2 separate regions of the Mus musculus genome follow, and region 1 is linked to region 2. Evidence: chromatin loops called from intact Hi-C (ENCODE). Cell type or tissue: gastrocnemius. All regions are shown on one strand.

Region 1 (8,000 bases), 120 kb before region 2:
TCCTGCTTGCTTAACTTTTTAGAACGTTTCACCTGTTCTTTTAGTTAAATGGATTTTAAAGGGAGAACTGTATGTCCTCACTTGACTCGAAGAATACATTTACTTAATACCTTTAAAAAAAATAACACAGTAGACAAATGTTTCTTTCATTCAGCTTACCCTACACCTGTGCCACCAGAGAGACCTTTAGAAGGCACACGTGGCTTCCTTGGAGCCTTGTGGACTTGGTCTTGGCAGAGCTAGTGTCTGTCAATCTGTGGGGAACAGGAGCTTGGAGGCAGTGTGACTTCCCTTAGGCGCCCTGCTAAGGGAAACAAACAGGCCCTCTTGTGTCAACTCCACTGTCCTTCTGTGGGAACAATCTCAGGTCAGCCCCAGCCAGCCAGCTGTCCTCAGAACAACCTTCTACTTTCCCACTGTCTTCTGCCACTAGTACCAGGTGGTGTCACAGTGCCCCCGTTCCCAATGCTGCTCATCAACGTTGGCCGGCACTCTGCTGTCTTCTTGTCTGCTCCCCCTCCATGAGCTGGCTCTGAGTAGGTTTGCTATACCTGATCCATAAGGATGCAGCAGGCCTGATCTTGACATCCTTTCTCCGGCCATAAGGGAGCTACGCTAGGAGATGTGTTCTTCAGCGACTATTCAGAACATAAGAGAACCAGCTGGAGAGACGGCTCGGCAGTTAAGTGTGCATACTGCTCCTGCAGAGGACCCGAGTTTGATTCCGAGCACCCATACTGGGAAGCTCACAAATGCCTATGACAACACCGCTTCCCCACCCTCCCACACACACACACACACACACACACACATTATTTTTTAAGTTTTTCTTTTAAAGGGAAACACAAAAGTGTTCATAACCTAAGAGCTATGATGCTGGCTGATACAGTCTCTGGGATTGTCATTGTCTACCTGCCCATGGAGGGAGGATGTGGAGGAACTGTCTTCACGAGTCAGTGAAGACACTTGGCTCATTTTCCCTCTTCCTTCTTAAACTGCACAGAGTATATCACCATCAAACTTCACGGCTCACTGCTCTTCCAATGGCCCCAGCCTGCCTTAGCTACTTCTTTTCTTTTCTTTTCTTTTCTTTTCTTTTCTTTTCTTTTCTTTCCTTTCCTTTCCTTCTCTTCTCTCTCTCTCTCTCTCTCTCTCTCTCTCTCTCTCTCTCTCTCTCTCTCTCTAAGATTCACTTATTTTATTTACATGAGTACACTGTGGCTGTCTTCAGATGCACCAGAAGAGGGCATCTGATACCACATGTGAGCCACCATGTGGTTGCTGGGAATTGAACTCAGGACCTTTGGGAGAGCAGTCAGTGCTCTTAACCACTGAGCCATCTCTCCAGCCCCCTGCTGATAGTGTCTCACATAAGCTGTCCTGCCCATCTCGGTTTCATACCCTATCACTTCTCTTGGCTCAGCCTCAAGCACACGCTACCATGCAAGATGTATGTCATACCAAGCTCTCTCCTGCCCAGAGAATCTGTAGCTCTTCAGTCTGTTCAGTTTCCTCAGGGCTCTCCCGGACCTCTATCTAATCTTCCCCTGCCCCCAACACACACACACACACACACACACACACACACACACACACACACACACACACACCACAAATCACTACCATGAGACAAAATACTTCCTGCTGATAAGTTGAATTTCTTGGGTATTTTGTCACAGGTTGATTGACATGCCTCCTCTCCCACAATGATAATGAGTGGAGACATCTTCCCAGCCTGATGCCCCAGCTCTTTTCACCATTTGAAGCTTCTGACTCACTTCAAGCCTTTGGATCGAGGCCTATCTCTTCCTACAGACTCCAGCCTAGATGGGGAAATCTCAGCCTTTGCTGGAGACACCACACACACTCTGTTCTCAGACACAAGCAAGAGAAGAGCCCCTGATGCAACAAGTGTCCCAGCCTACCAGGCAACCTGTGTTGGCCAACATGATACACAGGAACAAGGAGTTGAGACTCTTGAGCAGTCCAGGTACCGTCAGCAGAAGCAGCTGGGATGTGTGTGTATTGTTGTGGGCTTTTGTGCTTGTTGCTGGACAGTCCTGCCATGGAGGGACCTCAGGCAGTTAAAGCTGTCTAATTTCTCCTCTCTGAGGAGACCTCAAGCCCGTGAGTGGGCCTTCCCAGGTTAGGGAGGACCACCCTTGATTTAAAGGCACCTGGTCACAGCATTCTATCTTTACAAGCCAAACTGTACTGTTTATGTGTTTGGAGACCTGGACTCAGCCAGGCTGAGTTGGAGCAGTACAGTTTCTTTTGTCAACTTGACACTCACACACATCTCCTTAGACCATCCTTAACCTCCAGAGAAATGACAGTTATTCCTTGTGCAGTAGCAACACGCAGACCTCCTCTGCAGGAGGATATGCAGAGTCCCTAAAAATGGCCGCTTCATTCCCTGAGAACCTGGGGCTTAGAATTCTGGGGCATAAATTACAACTATTCATTAGTATCTTACCTTAGATGATAAAGGGTAAGAGGGGGAGGGAAACAGAGGGACGTGGATGTGTTACCTACAAGTTCCCACCAGCTATTCACATTAAAACAAGAGGTGCACTTGACAATGGCATTGCTCACAGGAAGCTGGCCACATGACTGCAGGCGGTGCTTTCATCTTCGTCCTCCACCGAGTCCTCCACCTTCCTGTGCTGAGGGAGCACCATGGCCACAGGGGCTTCACTTCCTGTTGAGGGAGATCCAGTTCTTCTTTCTAAATCCTGCCTGAATTGAGATGCAATGGCCCCTTCGGAAAGTAGACAGTACGGAGACATGGCTTCCATATCCCATCTTCCCCTCTGCTTCTGCCATGTGGCCCAATTCCCTCTCAATCACCAGTATCTATTACTCCAACCAATATAGTAGCTTCCTTCTTGTCACTGCAAAAGCACAGGGAGCCCAAAGCAACCAGGCCATGTTATGCTTGGCACCCAGGTTAATCATTGCTCACTGTTGTGAGTTGATTAGTTAAATTACTCCTGCGTTAGTCTGTTTCTGTTGCTAAAATTGAGTAATGCAACCTGATAGTTTGTGAAGAAGAGAGGTTTTTGTAGCTCACAGTTCAGCAAAGCTAGGGGGCTCAATGTCAAGGTGCCAGCACCTGGTCAGGAGGGCCTTTGGTTACATAATAATATGGAGAAGGGCCTTCACATGGACAGAACTGGGGAGCTATAAACTGGGGTCTACTTCAGAAAGCCACTAATCCCATCAAGAATGCCCCACTCTCATGACCTCAGCTAACTCTACTTCCCAAAGGTGTCACCCCCAAAGACCATCAATATATGAAATTTGGAGATTGTTTTCAACATGAAAATGAGGGGGGGGGGACACACTCAGATCAGAACTTATCACACACTAATCTATATCCACCCAGAACCTCAGAGTGTGTGCTTTTATGGAAACAGTGGCATTTTCAGTTTTAAATCCAATGTCTGATCGCCTTAAAAGACAACATGATGATGCAGAGGCACAGGAGGAGGGGACTGGGCCAGGTGATGGTACAGCAAGGAAGGGGAGTGGTGTAGCTACTTACCCAGAGAGCATCATGTTGCTAGGACACTAAAAGGTCCAGAATGGATTTTCCATCAGAACCCTGCTAGGAGCACCTGCCAACACATCCAGACTCCAAGCCTCTAGAACTCAAGAATGTCTTCGGGCCTCCTGGTTTGGGGGTTGAGGTTCTTATGAAGTCCTAGGAATCTTATATATGCCACATGACCTATGTATGCCCTCTAGATGCTGGGCCGAGGTGCAAAGGTTTCACTAGGGCAGAGTCACTCTCCATCCTGGCTTGATTCCGTGCATACAACCCTAGTGGACGTTGTCCCCACTTTGCAAGGCATGGCCACATGGTGGAGCTGTAACTGTAACTGAGTCCACGGAAGGCCACTCCCCAGCTGCTTCAGAATACAGGCTTCCATAACAAATCATCAGGAGCCATTGCAAGACAACACAGGCATATGTCCTCACAGCGTAGGCGGTAAGTGTGAAATAGCATCAGCAGGGACAGGCCATGCTTGAAATCTCCATGGAAGACCACTTCTTGCTCCTTCTGGCTTTGGGTGCTGCTGGCGATGCATTATTCGACAGTGCAAGTCCAGTCTTTGCCTGTCTTCATGAGACTGTCCTCCCAGTGTCCAGATTTTCCTGTTCCTAGAAGGCTGTCCAATATGACGTCATCTTAACCAGATTATCTCTGTTTATACTCCATTTCCAAATCAGGTCATGTTCACCGGCTCCATGTGGATGTATTTTAGTGAACACTATTTGGTCCAGTGCAACAGGGAACAGGATAAGGCAGGAAATCCCACTGAGTGTCGACCCACTGCCCCCTGCATGTACTGAGAAGGAGGTCCTTATCAGAAGTGGAGCTTCACAGAATACCATGAAGACAGAATAGCATTGGCATCAAACACTGAGCAGAGAAGACAGCTCTCCAAACACAGAAACAAAGGGCTTGATAACCATCCTTTTGTGACTGGCAGACTGAGCGCTCAGTAGTGGCTGCGAGCAGGTTCACCATTAGTAGAATTCATGTTGAATCTAGGCAAGACCTCCATCCCTGTCACCCTGATACTTTGTTCATGAGCCATTGGGACAATGGTGGTGATGGGGGGGGGTGAGGGAAGGAGCCTAACTGGTATCCACAAGCAGGTCCCCCTAACATCCCCCCTCCATCCTCTTTCTAAAAGCCTTTTTGTGGCGATCACTCCTTAGTGAGAATTCACACAGGGCACAGGTACCATGAACTCTTGCCTGCTCATGCCTCTTTCCAGGGCTCCTGCCACCAGCTTCTCAATCCTGTTCCTTCAGAGTCTTTGCCCAACCAACTAAATTACCAGCCTCAGCCCATAACCAGCAATACAGAATGAGCATATACCACAATATAATTAGTATACACCACAGTATAATTACGAACAAGGTCTAATCAGTATACACTTGTGATTCTGGCTATTTCTCTTCCCCCAAATATATGATGCCATTACCTAAAGTTCTGCCCACAAGAAAGAGTTCCCTATACCACTGTTATCTCTCTGGGATGCTGGGATACGAGAGAGAGAGAGACAGACAGCCAGACAGCCAGACAGCCAGACAGACACTAGGCTAATAGCTGTCCTTTTCCAGGAGCTACCATGCAGAACTATCTTTGAAGCAGGTCTGTGGGTGCTTCCTTTGACAGTCAATCATAGGGAATTTGCATGAGGGCTTAGGGGCAGACTGAGAAAGAGGGGGCTTATCAGGGGTGAGGACCACCGGCATGAGATTTTATCATAGACACACCACTCCATTTTGATTAGGAATTGATACCCGAGAAGTCTCCTCTAACACTGCAGACTCCATCAGCATTAGGGAGCATTCCTCTATACTACACTAAGGCAGCCCCAGCACTTCTGTTTCCTCTGGTAGCGACCACCTTTAGGTCCATGTTCTTGTTAACCAGTTAGAACCCTTCCTAACTCCTGTGCCAGAGCACTCAAAGTCTCTGCTTAGTGGGCGCACATCACAGAACCCCAGGTTAACCCCCTTTGTATTTCTGCCACCAGAGCCTCATCTCTCACATTGAGAGAACACCGTGTGCTGTAACTCACTTCCAAGATGACTCTGGGCTTGGTTTCTGGCAGTCTCTGCCCTACCCAGGCATAAGGGTTGTTTTCAGGGCAGATGTAGCTTTAAAGTCACTCATGAGGAACCTGGGTTGGTGACTAAAACCTTCCAGGCTCATCCTTTCCTCTCTCAGTTGAAATAGAAGTTTCTCGGAAGAAATAATTAGGCCAGTCCCTTGAATTTGGGGGATCTAGTCTTGGTGGGCTCCTACATAAGCTGGTGACATTTAGGTGGGAAATGAGGCCACACAGAGGCACAGCCCTGGTTACCAAGAGCCTCTGCAGCAGCCTTGTCCCTTGCTGGCACAAACAGTCCTTTAGGAAAGAAGCATTTGGGTTACTTAAGAATCAGCAGCTCAACTGTTGATTCTCCAGTGACAAAAGACACAGCAAGCTTGCCAGGACAATGGGAGTCTCTGCTACAGTCATTCATAGCAAAACTTTATTGAACAGAAAACTCGGCAAAGGTTTTACCTCTGCCAAGTCGCCACCCTCGGTTTAAAGGAAAGCACTGCATTTTAAAAAGCAATTATACATAAGTCTCTCCTAGAAAAGTCCTGCTAACATGTCTAGCAATTCACTGATTATATAAAGTAGTACACTTAGTGTAATTTGAACATTCCAACAGGAATCAAATCGAACCAGCAGAACCGTTTCTGCATCTATGACTTCCATGTAGAGCACACATGCACACACGTCTATGACTTCCATGTACAGCACACATGCACACACATCTGGGGAGGTGCTCAGGCAGAACATGCGACCCTGGGCCTTCTGCTTACAGTGCCTATGAAACTACATACAGTATACATTAAAGCTCTTCAGAATAACGACATGAGGGGCCCTGTTCAGTTTGTACCACGGCTTCATGTCTTAGTTTGTGCTTTTGCTTGGCACAGAAGCACATGTCATCCTGTGGGTTTTCAATGACTCTGTCGAGTCCACGCCAGGGGAGGAAAAGGAGCCGGAGCCAGACGATCCAGTCCGAGCTGTCAAAGCCACCAGCGACAGAGCACAAGGGCCATCAGTTGGCTAGGGCTGGTGGGCCTTCTGGAAGAAGAGAGGCAAAGAAAGTCTTGAAGACTAGCCATGCTGTGCTCATAAACGAGGGGCTGGTGTGCTCAGGGTCCAGCACTTCGCGGTCTGGGGGGAGGCGGTTGGGGTCTTCCATTTCTGGGTCCATACCTCCCTATAGGCAAAGACACAACGAGAAAATGATTAGGGTCTAGAGGAACACCTATCCTGAAGTCAGGTCCGGATAAAGCCTAGCAGGCTGACAAGCCCTGGGGATGAGCCCTTGGCTGCAGGAGGTACCTCTCCAATTCTATAGCACATCTGCAATTGACCTTCCATAGTTCAAACACTTCCCTTGGCCAGCGTCAGAGAAGGGGCCTTCAGTTACTATCAAATAGTAATTAACTTTGCTGCACGCTAACCAGTCCTCTAATTTGGGCCATGCCCTGAGCTAAAAGACCAATCTGGCATCTCAGTGTTCTAAAAGCAGACTACAGAGGCAATTTCTGTTATAAAGTATACCCTTCAGGATGATGCACTAATCTGCCTTATGACGAAAATCTATTCTGAGATGTGGTTATGTACCCAGTCAATTTGAATAACTACCCACCAGCAGTTTCCATAGTTAAGTATACTGTTACATATCTCTTATTCTCAAAATGTGGGTCAACCCCCCCATCATTACATATGCAAAAATCCCAATTGCCATATGCCTATATAGAATATTGAAAGTCTTAAAAATAGTTGCCATAAGAATAACTTTTAAAAAAAAACATAAAATACTTAGCCTTAAAAAATGGCAAACCACTAGTTTACAAGTCTGCAAGCTCAGGACTAGAGCGGGCCGGGCAGTGAGGCCTGTACCTGGAGGTTATTGTTGGGGTCCTGGTTGGCAGCATCTCGAGGACCACCATCATCCGGGAAGTTCTGAACTGGCCTCTGTCTGAACGGAAACCACCCGACGTGGTGCCTTTGAAGAAAGCACAAACAGGCACATCTCAGCTAAGTCACTGTGGGATTCACATAAGAATCTGAAGGCCCCAAAGCTTACACAATACTACCTGTGCAGCCAGTCTGCCAGTCCCTAGATTCTCTTAGGCCTCTGGTCCTTAAAAGCAGGGGTGTGTGTTTTATTCACCGGCAGTAAATAGTAATAGCAATTCTGCCTTGGCTACAGAGTGAGGTCAATGCTATTGACCAACTCAGCAAGACCCTGCCTCAAAAAAAAAAAAAAAAAAAAAAAAAGAGAAAGGAAAAAGCTGAAGCTATAACTTAGTGGAAAGTGCCCACTTGCCTGGAGAGAAGCGGGGCGGCCTAGGGTTCAACTCCAGCCTCACAGCATCAAAGCAAACCAAACCCAAAAGAGAT
Region 2 (8,000 bases):
CCCAAAGACCTCTCAGGAGCCTCAAAACTTTGACTCTGAACTGGGATGTTACTGAAAAGCTGCAGTCCTTGTCAGAAACAAGAGGAGCTAATGCACACTAGTAAAGGACCTGTGAGCATCATGAAGGAATGCTTCTCCAAAATATACACATTTATCCAACATGGGATGCTATATTGCTGTGTCTTGGGAAATCTCACCTAATAATTACTATTCTTTCCCAGAATGAAACCACCCAGAAACACCTGTGTAAAACTATCTGTTCTGATATTTCCGTGTTGAGAGCATTTGCAGGGGTGGAGAGAGGCTAGAATGTACAATGGCTGCTCTGGGTGATGTATCTGTTATCATTTAGCATACCAAACATATTCTAAAAGGATTTGAGAAAATGTTAGCATGGTGATATAGCCTTGCTACCAACCTGGAAACCTGGGTTTGAGCCCCAAACCGACATGGTAAAAGGAAATAACCAACCCACAAAAGGTGTCCTTTAGTTCTACATGCCCCCCCCCCCCCGAAATAAACAGTATAAAACAAAATGTTAGTTTTAAAAAAAAGTGTCACCATCATTCGGTAAGATGAAGGAAACAGAACAGGCAGGACTTGCAATCCACTAGTTAACACTATCACTCATGCATCTCATGTCGGTTGTTTCTTACCCTCTTCCGGGACTCTTCAATAGCAGACAACAAGGCATTATCTTTCTCATTCTTCAGGAAGCCCTAGAAAATGAAGTAAAGCCACATAACCAAGGTTACTTCCAAATAGCAGAAGTATACTCCTGAGCCAAAGGTAAACCCAAGAACCTGCTGTAGCAATGCATGTCTTTAACTCTGGCTCCGAGGTGGAGACAGGAGAATCAGGAGCTCAAGGCCATTTCCAGTAACGCAGGAAGTTTGCAGGCCAAATGGGGATATTGGAGACTCTGTACTCTCTATCCTCTCTGCCCCTGCCAAAGCCTAGTGCCTCCATTTACTAATGGCAGGACATTAACCAAACTCTAAATGTCAGCTGACTTATGTATAATAATGAGATAATGCAATCAAGTTCTTGGACCCAAGGCTCAGTACACAGCTCTACCATTAATACTGATTGTCTAGATATGTGGGAGACGTTAAGGAAAGTGCTCAGGGTGGCCTCCTGGTTCTTGTTCACTGTCTATTTGCCTGAGATGAGGTCAGCTGAGGGAGGATACAAGAGACGGTGACAACAGCCACAGATGCACACAGGCAGACCCTGTCTTTTATACAAAGGTAAAGCTTCTTTTCCACAGCTTGGGGCTGAGAGGTCTAAGCGGAAACAAGGAAAGCTACAATTAGTATTACATATTCATCATGTATGGAGATCAAAGTCTTGGTTGTAATGAAAGACTCCAAGTTATGCTACACCCCAGATCCACCTAAATTCTGTACAGCACAGTTGGCAAGCACACTATTCATACATTTATACATTTTAATGACCTGCTTTCTTTGTAATGCTTTCTTTATGATTTTTTAAAAAGAATTTGGGGAATGTAAAAGAAAGAACTAAGCAAACACTTTTAAATGGCAAGCTCACTTAAGACTATCGGGTGGTTTTCTACAGATCTGGTTAGTTTGCATACTTGTCATTTTAACAGCTGTAGCTTTATGCACTCTGTCCAAATAACCTAGTTCTTAAGCTGCTGGTTAGCAAATATGAATGGAAGGCGATATAATTTGGATAAGATATTAATAATATTCTCAGATCTCCAAGATCCCTTATCCACTGGCCCACGATTCCCCTGCACCTTGCTCTCATACTCCAAGGCAGCCTGCAGCCAGCAGCCAGCAGCCAGCAGCCAGCAAACAGTCCCCTCGGGAAGACGGCTCCAGGGCAGCTCTGAGGATTCAATGCACACTGCTGTCTACACTGACAACAGGGTATGAGGTGAGGGTTAGGGAAAGGCTTCAGTCCCTTTTTAGTAATGGTCCCACATACAGGAAAGGGAGATGATGTAATCATAAAATATACATACATTGTCCTTCATGGAAAAGGTCAATCTTGTATTATGAATTCTCTATTTTTCAAACAGGGTCTCAACTGTGTAGCATCTATCTCACTATCTTTCTCATAAGGGCTTCAATGGCTAAGGCTAAATTAAAGGCTTACAGTTTCACCATTTATAAGCAAAGCTATGCATCAACTACTGTGGCCCATGAGTAGGCAGGGGCCATGTGCTGCTGCTCAGGAAGCTGTTCGATTAAAGGTGGGAGGAGAAGCCACCATTGATAAGGCCTAGTTTAACTTTTCTGTTATGGCTAATGCAGAGGGCAGTATGTTAAACCTGATATTCTATCTCCCTTCTATGCTTCCCTGATCTTCCCAAGTCAATGATCAGCATATTAACTTCTTTTAACTATGCCTATATTCATGTATTTCACATACATACATACATACATACATATCTACAAACATACATACATACATACAAGCATGCAAAGCAGTAGTCAGACACACTTAAAAGAGAAGTACTTCTTGTGAAACAGAGCCCTCAATTGAATTAAAAAGAATTTTCTCTCTCTCTCTCTCTCTCTCACACATACACACTCTCTCTCTCTCTCTTTCTCTCTCTCTCTCTCTCTCTCTCTCTCTCTCTCTCTCTCTCTCACTCACTCATGCAAACCAACATTACCAGCAATTAAAGGAAAAAAAGATCATATATTTGAAGAAAACTGGGGCAGGGGGTTTACATGGGAGGGGCAGGAGGGAGGAAAGAGAAGGGGGTAAATGATGTAATTTTATTATAATTTCCAAAAATAAAAGAGTATCATAGCAAAAAGAAATAACAAATTATTGGGATCAGCTTAGTCTTAAGCTCCTTGTCTTTTAAAAGCTATATTGTAAAAAATCTCAACATATTAAATGAAGCATTTGTGCATGAGACTCGGATTTCAGATACGGCCCACATATGAACAAAGACCACACCACTATGTACCTCAAAGACTACCTGCTCTCTGTAGTACACACAACCCACAACACAACCATTTCTCAGAACTCCTGGAAGACAGGTCCAGACCCTTCCCCAGACAGCAGAGTATCTGCATGCGACCTGTGAACATTTTTAAGCCATAGGTCACTAACACAATGTGAATCTAGGGTTGAGAGCTTATATAGCATATTATTTAGGCAATAATGACAAGAAAATCTACATATATTCAATATCCCTCCAATAGGTCTTGCTATTTCTCTCTCCAAAGATGTTTAAAACTCCCTAGCCCAGCATCCCAATCACTGGTATCACAGGTCTGTGCCACCACATTGTACGTCAGACAAAATGCTTATTCTAGAATGTTTGTGTTTGGTTATATATAGGGCCAATTACACTTATTCTGCTCTTTGATATTTATCTTTTATTCCTTTCTACAAGGAAACATTAGAATAGATTATACATATTATATACTTTCAAAACTATACAGTAGCAGCCTACCTTTTAAAAAGAACTAACAGGTACACAGTAGTGATGGATGGAATCTTGTGCCATCTAGTGGTGATGATTAATTTACTCCAAAGAACACACCTAGCCGGGCGTGGTGGTGCACGCCTTTAATCCCAGCACTCGGGAGGCAGAGGCAGGAGGATTTCCTAGTTCGAGGCCAGCCTGGGTCTACAAAGTGACAGGGCTACAGAGAAACCCTGTCTCGAAAAACCAAAAAAAAAAAAAAAGAACACACCTTTGGGAAAAGTCATGAATGAAGATATTCTAAAGTCACTGTCTCTCTCCCATAGGCTATCAAACTATTAAGACTACCCAAGAAATTCCAATTTCCCCAGGTATCTCACTGATGGGAGAAAAAGGGCTGAAACTTAGCACCAGCCAGAACTTGTCCCCAGGACAGAAACTTAACACAGGTCTGACAACTCCTTAGACCACCCTGCAGGCCAGCCTGCAGTCCGGATAATGATGGGGAGGCACACAATCAGACTAGCACTGCTTGGCTAGGCATACTTCTTGTTCTCTGTTTTAACCTAAACCTCATGTCAGGACCTTGAAGCTAGATTTGGAGGGGGTGGGGTCCATTTGCTCCTTTCCCAGTATGACCATATTGAAAGAGCCACCACATCTGGCTCTGTCCTCTGTCCTTCAACCTTACTTCTTTCTTTAATTGGTCTAGAGAGGATGAGTAGCCCTAGCTAGGACCCAGGCTTTGACTCTTTTTTTTTTTTTTTTTTTTTTTTTTGAGACAGGGTTTCTCTGTATGGCCCTGGCTGACCTGGAACTCACTTTGTAGACCAGGCTGGCCTCGAACTCAGAAATCCGCCTGCCTCTGCCTCCCAAGTGCTGGGATTAAAGGTGTGTGCCACCACACCCAGCCCCAGGCTTTGACTCTTAACAACTCTGGTAACAGTTACACAGGGCTGGAATAAAATTGCTAAATTAAAGATGGGGACAATATGTATTTTACCATATAAAATAATGAAAGCAAAATTAAACATCCAAATGGATAAAAGACTCCTGTCTTCTTCCTCCTCCTCTTCAGTCTCAGAGCCTGGATGGGGCCAGGTATGGTGGCTCACCACTGTAATCCCAGTACTAGGAAAGATTGCTGTGAGTTCAAGGCCAACCTGAGCCTCAGAGTAATAACTTGTCTCAAAACACCAAACCCCAAAGCATAACAAGAATAAACTGAACAGGTGGGCAGAAACATAATCTGTCTCCATCCAGGTTTCCCAAGCCTCTTCCTAGACTTGCTATGACTAAAGTTGTTTTCAGTTTAAATTACTATGCTTGGGAGATTTATAAAACAAACATGCTTCTAATCTGCAAGCCCTACTTGCCAAGAGCAGATAACACACTGGAGTGCTAGAGGCTGTTGCTCTGCATCTGTGAACAACCTCGGTTGTCCCAACTCTACAGGATGTGCTTGGTCACATACAGGCAGGAGGTATGTCAGGATGTATGTTTGCCCTTGACTGGACAAGTACATATAGCCTTGTGGTTCTTGCCTTTATAAGCCCCTGTTTATTATAATTCAGTGACATACTATGGGAATCCAGTATCCATCCTTTTGGATTAAATACAGCTAGCCAGTATTAAAGCTAGCTTCAAATTTGGCTCAAAAATTGTGTAGTGGTCTTATTCTTGCTGGTAGGATTACCAGTCTTTTCTTTTTGGTTTCTGTGAGACTCTCCTTAAAACTTTAAAGTCTATCCTCATCCTGGAAAGGTGTTTTATCATTTATCAAAAAGTGGGATCTCTGGAAAATCAAGTTAGGGTACAAAGGTAAAGGCTGAGCTGGGTCTCCACTACTGGGAAGGCCTTGTGCACAGCTTCCCTCCTACTCAGAGATGGCTGCAGGCCTTTGGGGTTAATATGCCCATACCCAACTTTCCTATTTGCTCCGCCCTTCTAGGGTCCCAGAATAGACACATCACTGGCTCTTGGAATGGGTTTTGATTTCCAGCTTTCTGGAGCACACAATAGCTCCCATTCAGGAAGGAATTGGGCAATTCAATGACATCCAGGGCCAATCCTTTTAACAGTAGAGAAGCATAGACATCATAAGTCTAAAAGATCCACAGTATAAACCACACACAGGCCTGAGTGTTTACATATATGTGCTAACATATGAATGCCTGGTTTCTATGAAGGTCAGAAGAGGGCTCCTCTGGAACTGGACTTACAGCAGCCACATGGGTGCAGAGAACTGAATCCAGGCCTTCTGCAAAAGCAGCAAGTGCTCTTAACTGCTGAACCATCTCTCCAGTTCATCTTTGCTAGAGGAACTAGGCTGCCTTGTGATGTACCTGATGGAGAATAACCCAGACCAGAACTTCAAGGTTACGTCCATTTTCCTACCAATACTGTAGGTATTTCAAGGACCCAGTAGCCAAAGTGGCTCCTAAATAGCTAGAGGACAGGAAGATGAGCCTTACTGTAGTCAATACAGACTCTGGTATTCAGAGTACCCCAGAGAAGAGGAGAGAAGAGGCCTAGGCAAACAGACCTCTGTTGTGCCTAATGGACATATTTCTTAGCTTATCTGCTCCTCAACGGTGAGGAACTGGTTCAGCAAGTAAACATGCTCTTCCTTTTGAAATCCTGAGGACCTGAGTTCAGATTCTCAGAACTCCATACGCACGTGTGTACACATGCGCATGCATGCATGCACACATACAACATAATCTTTTAAAAAAGAATCTCTAGGGCTGGAGAGATGGCTCAGCAGTTAAGAGCACTGACTGCTCTTCCAGAGGTCCTGAGTTCAATTCCCAGCAACCATAAGGTGGCTCACAACCATCTGTAATGAGATCCGATGTCCTCTTCTGGTGTGTCTGAAGACAGTGATGGTGTCCTCACATACATGAAATAAATAAATAAATCTTAAACAAAAATAAGAATCTCTAATGAGGAAATTTTCTATGTACAGTTAAGTCAGAAAAGAAAAGCCATTAAAAAATATATTTTATGCTGCTTTTTTTTAAACAGGTCTCAGCTTCCATTTACAAGTAAGCATGACTTGAAGAACATATAAAGTTCCTCACTGCTGTTCACACAGATATGCATTAAATTAGAGGCTGCTGCACAAAGGAAAAGCCATATTTGATATGGCCCTCATGACACAAAACACTCCTTATTCTCTCTTTCCTTCAACAGACCAACCAGCCAACCATGCTGTCAAATGGAGACAGCACTACAGCCCGTGGGTATCTGACAAGATGCAAAATCCACAGTGGACAGCACAGAACCTCGGTGCTGCCTCCCATTTAATATGCATGACAGATACAAATCAACAGGAACTCTGTAATAACCAACATTCAAAATACTTACATTTAAAATTTTACATTTTCTTATTTGGGCCAGGGGTCATGACACATGTAGAGGTCAGAGGTCAGAGACAACCAGTGAGTTGGTTCTCTCCTTCCATCACATGGCTTCCAGAGTTTGAGCTCAAGTTCTTAGATTTGGCAGCAAATGCTTTTACTCGATGAGTCATCTAGCCAGCCCCCAAATCAAAATATTAATGTGAAGTCAACAGTGATATTAGGAATGAACACTACAATTGAATGAACTGCCAAGGCATGAATAAAAGGCATAAAGACAAAATAAGCAAGAAAAGGAGTGGTGGCACATGCCTTTAATCCTAGCACTTGGGATGCAGAGGCAGGCGGATCTCTTGTCAATTTGAGGCCAGCCTGATCTACATAGAGAATTCAAAGACAGCCAGGGCTATATATTGCAACCCTGTCTTTTGGGGATGGCGATAAAGGAAGTGGATAAATAAACAGAGTAGTAATTCTTATTCCGAGATGAAACAAAACCCACAGTGAGCTGGGCCTCTGCGCTGGTGTGGATATGGTTGCTCTTCAGCAGCCCTTTCCACGGTGTCTGCCGATACTCCCCCAGGAATCATTCAAGTGCAAATGATAAAACTCAAAGAACTGACACTTTTATATTTGGGTAGTCCCCAAGCTTTAAATTAGAGAATTTACATAATGTCTTAAAGTACTTTGGGTCATTTTATCAGATAGAGAGTACTGTGATAAGATAATATATAGAATGAGGCTGAATCTCAACTAACGTTTATACTTTAATCTCCAACTCAGATTTAAAGTAAGTCCCACTGCTTGTTTTCTACAAAAATGTCAAATTATCTGTTGATAGACTGCATATGTTCCCCATAAGAGAGTAGGGTCAGACAGACAAGAATGATGCCACTAGTCGGATGCTGTTGTGTGAGCCTGTGCTGAGCCTCTCGGCCCTTTCAGCAGGTGGCAGCAGATGCATGCTCAGATAAGTCTGGAGCCAGAGGTGGCATAGTGCTGTACAAGTCACGATGACGAATCTCACTTTGTATTTTGAACAAAATGAACTTCAAGTGTTAACGCTTTAAAGAGGGCCATAAAATTGTATGCTTATTTGGATCCTTTAAGGCAGATCAAATTATTATTCAAACTGGTTTACTTGGCAGTTTTCTAATTCTCCCCCAGGAGGAGAACTCAGTGTCCCAGAGGAGATCTAATAAACACAAAAATGCTCAGCA

The links. Hi-C counts contacts between places; a loop is a spot of excess contacts. Peaks named below come from ENCODE experiments on the same cell type or tissue, not always from the same donor. Only the 100,000 strongest peaks of a DNase experiment are listed, where the experiment ranks them.
Region 1: a loop joins it to region 2, with 3 times the contacts of the local background. A loop is called at or near these places in 2 of 42 quality-filtered maps.

What each region holds. Positions count from the first base shown.
Region 1 is chr8:94,393,398-94,401,397 of GRCm38, reverse strand. It overlaps Herpud1 (homocysteine-inducible, endoplasmic reticulum stress-inducible, ubiquitin-like domain member 1), which reads right to left. Exons shown (of 8, transcript NM_022331.2): 7 at 7,497-7,602; 8 at 6,027-6,807. The coding sequence ends at 6,643. Among named protein-coding and RNA genes, the nearest start is that of Herpud1, 11 kb to the right of the region's middle. In gastrocnemius, no CTCF peak of the experiment used is centred here; a DNase peak (open chromatin) is centred at 3,871; H3K27ac peaks cover 405 bases.
Region 2 is chr8:94,273,990-94,281,989 of GRCm38, reverse strand. It overlaps Nup93 (nucleoporin 93), which reads right to left. Exons shown (of 22, transcript NM_001357266.1): 4 at 657-719. Among named protein-coding and RNA genes, the nearest start is that of Mir138-2, 46 kb to the left of the region's middle. In gastrocnemius, CTCF peaks have their summits at 3,494 (motif pointing left) and 7,729 (motif pointing right); no DNase peak of the experiment used is centred here.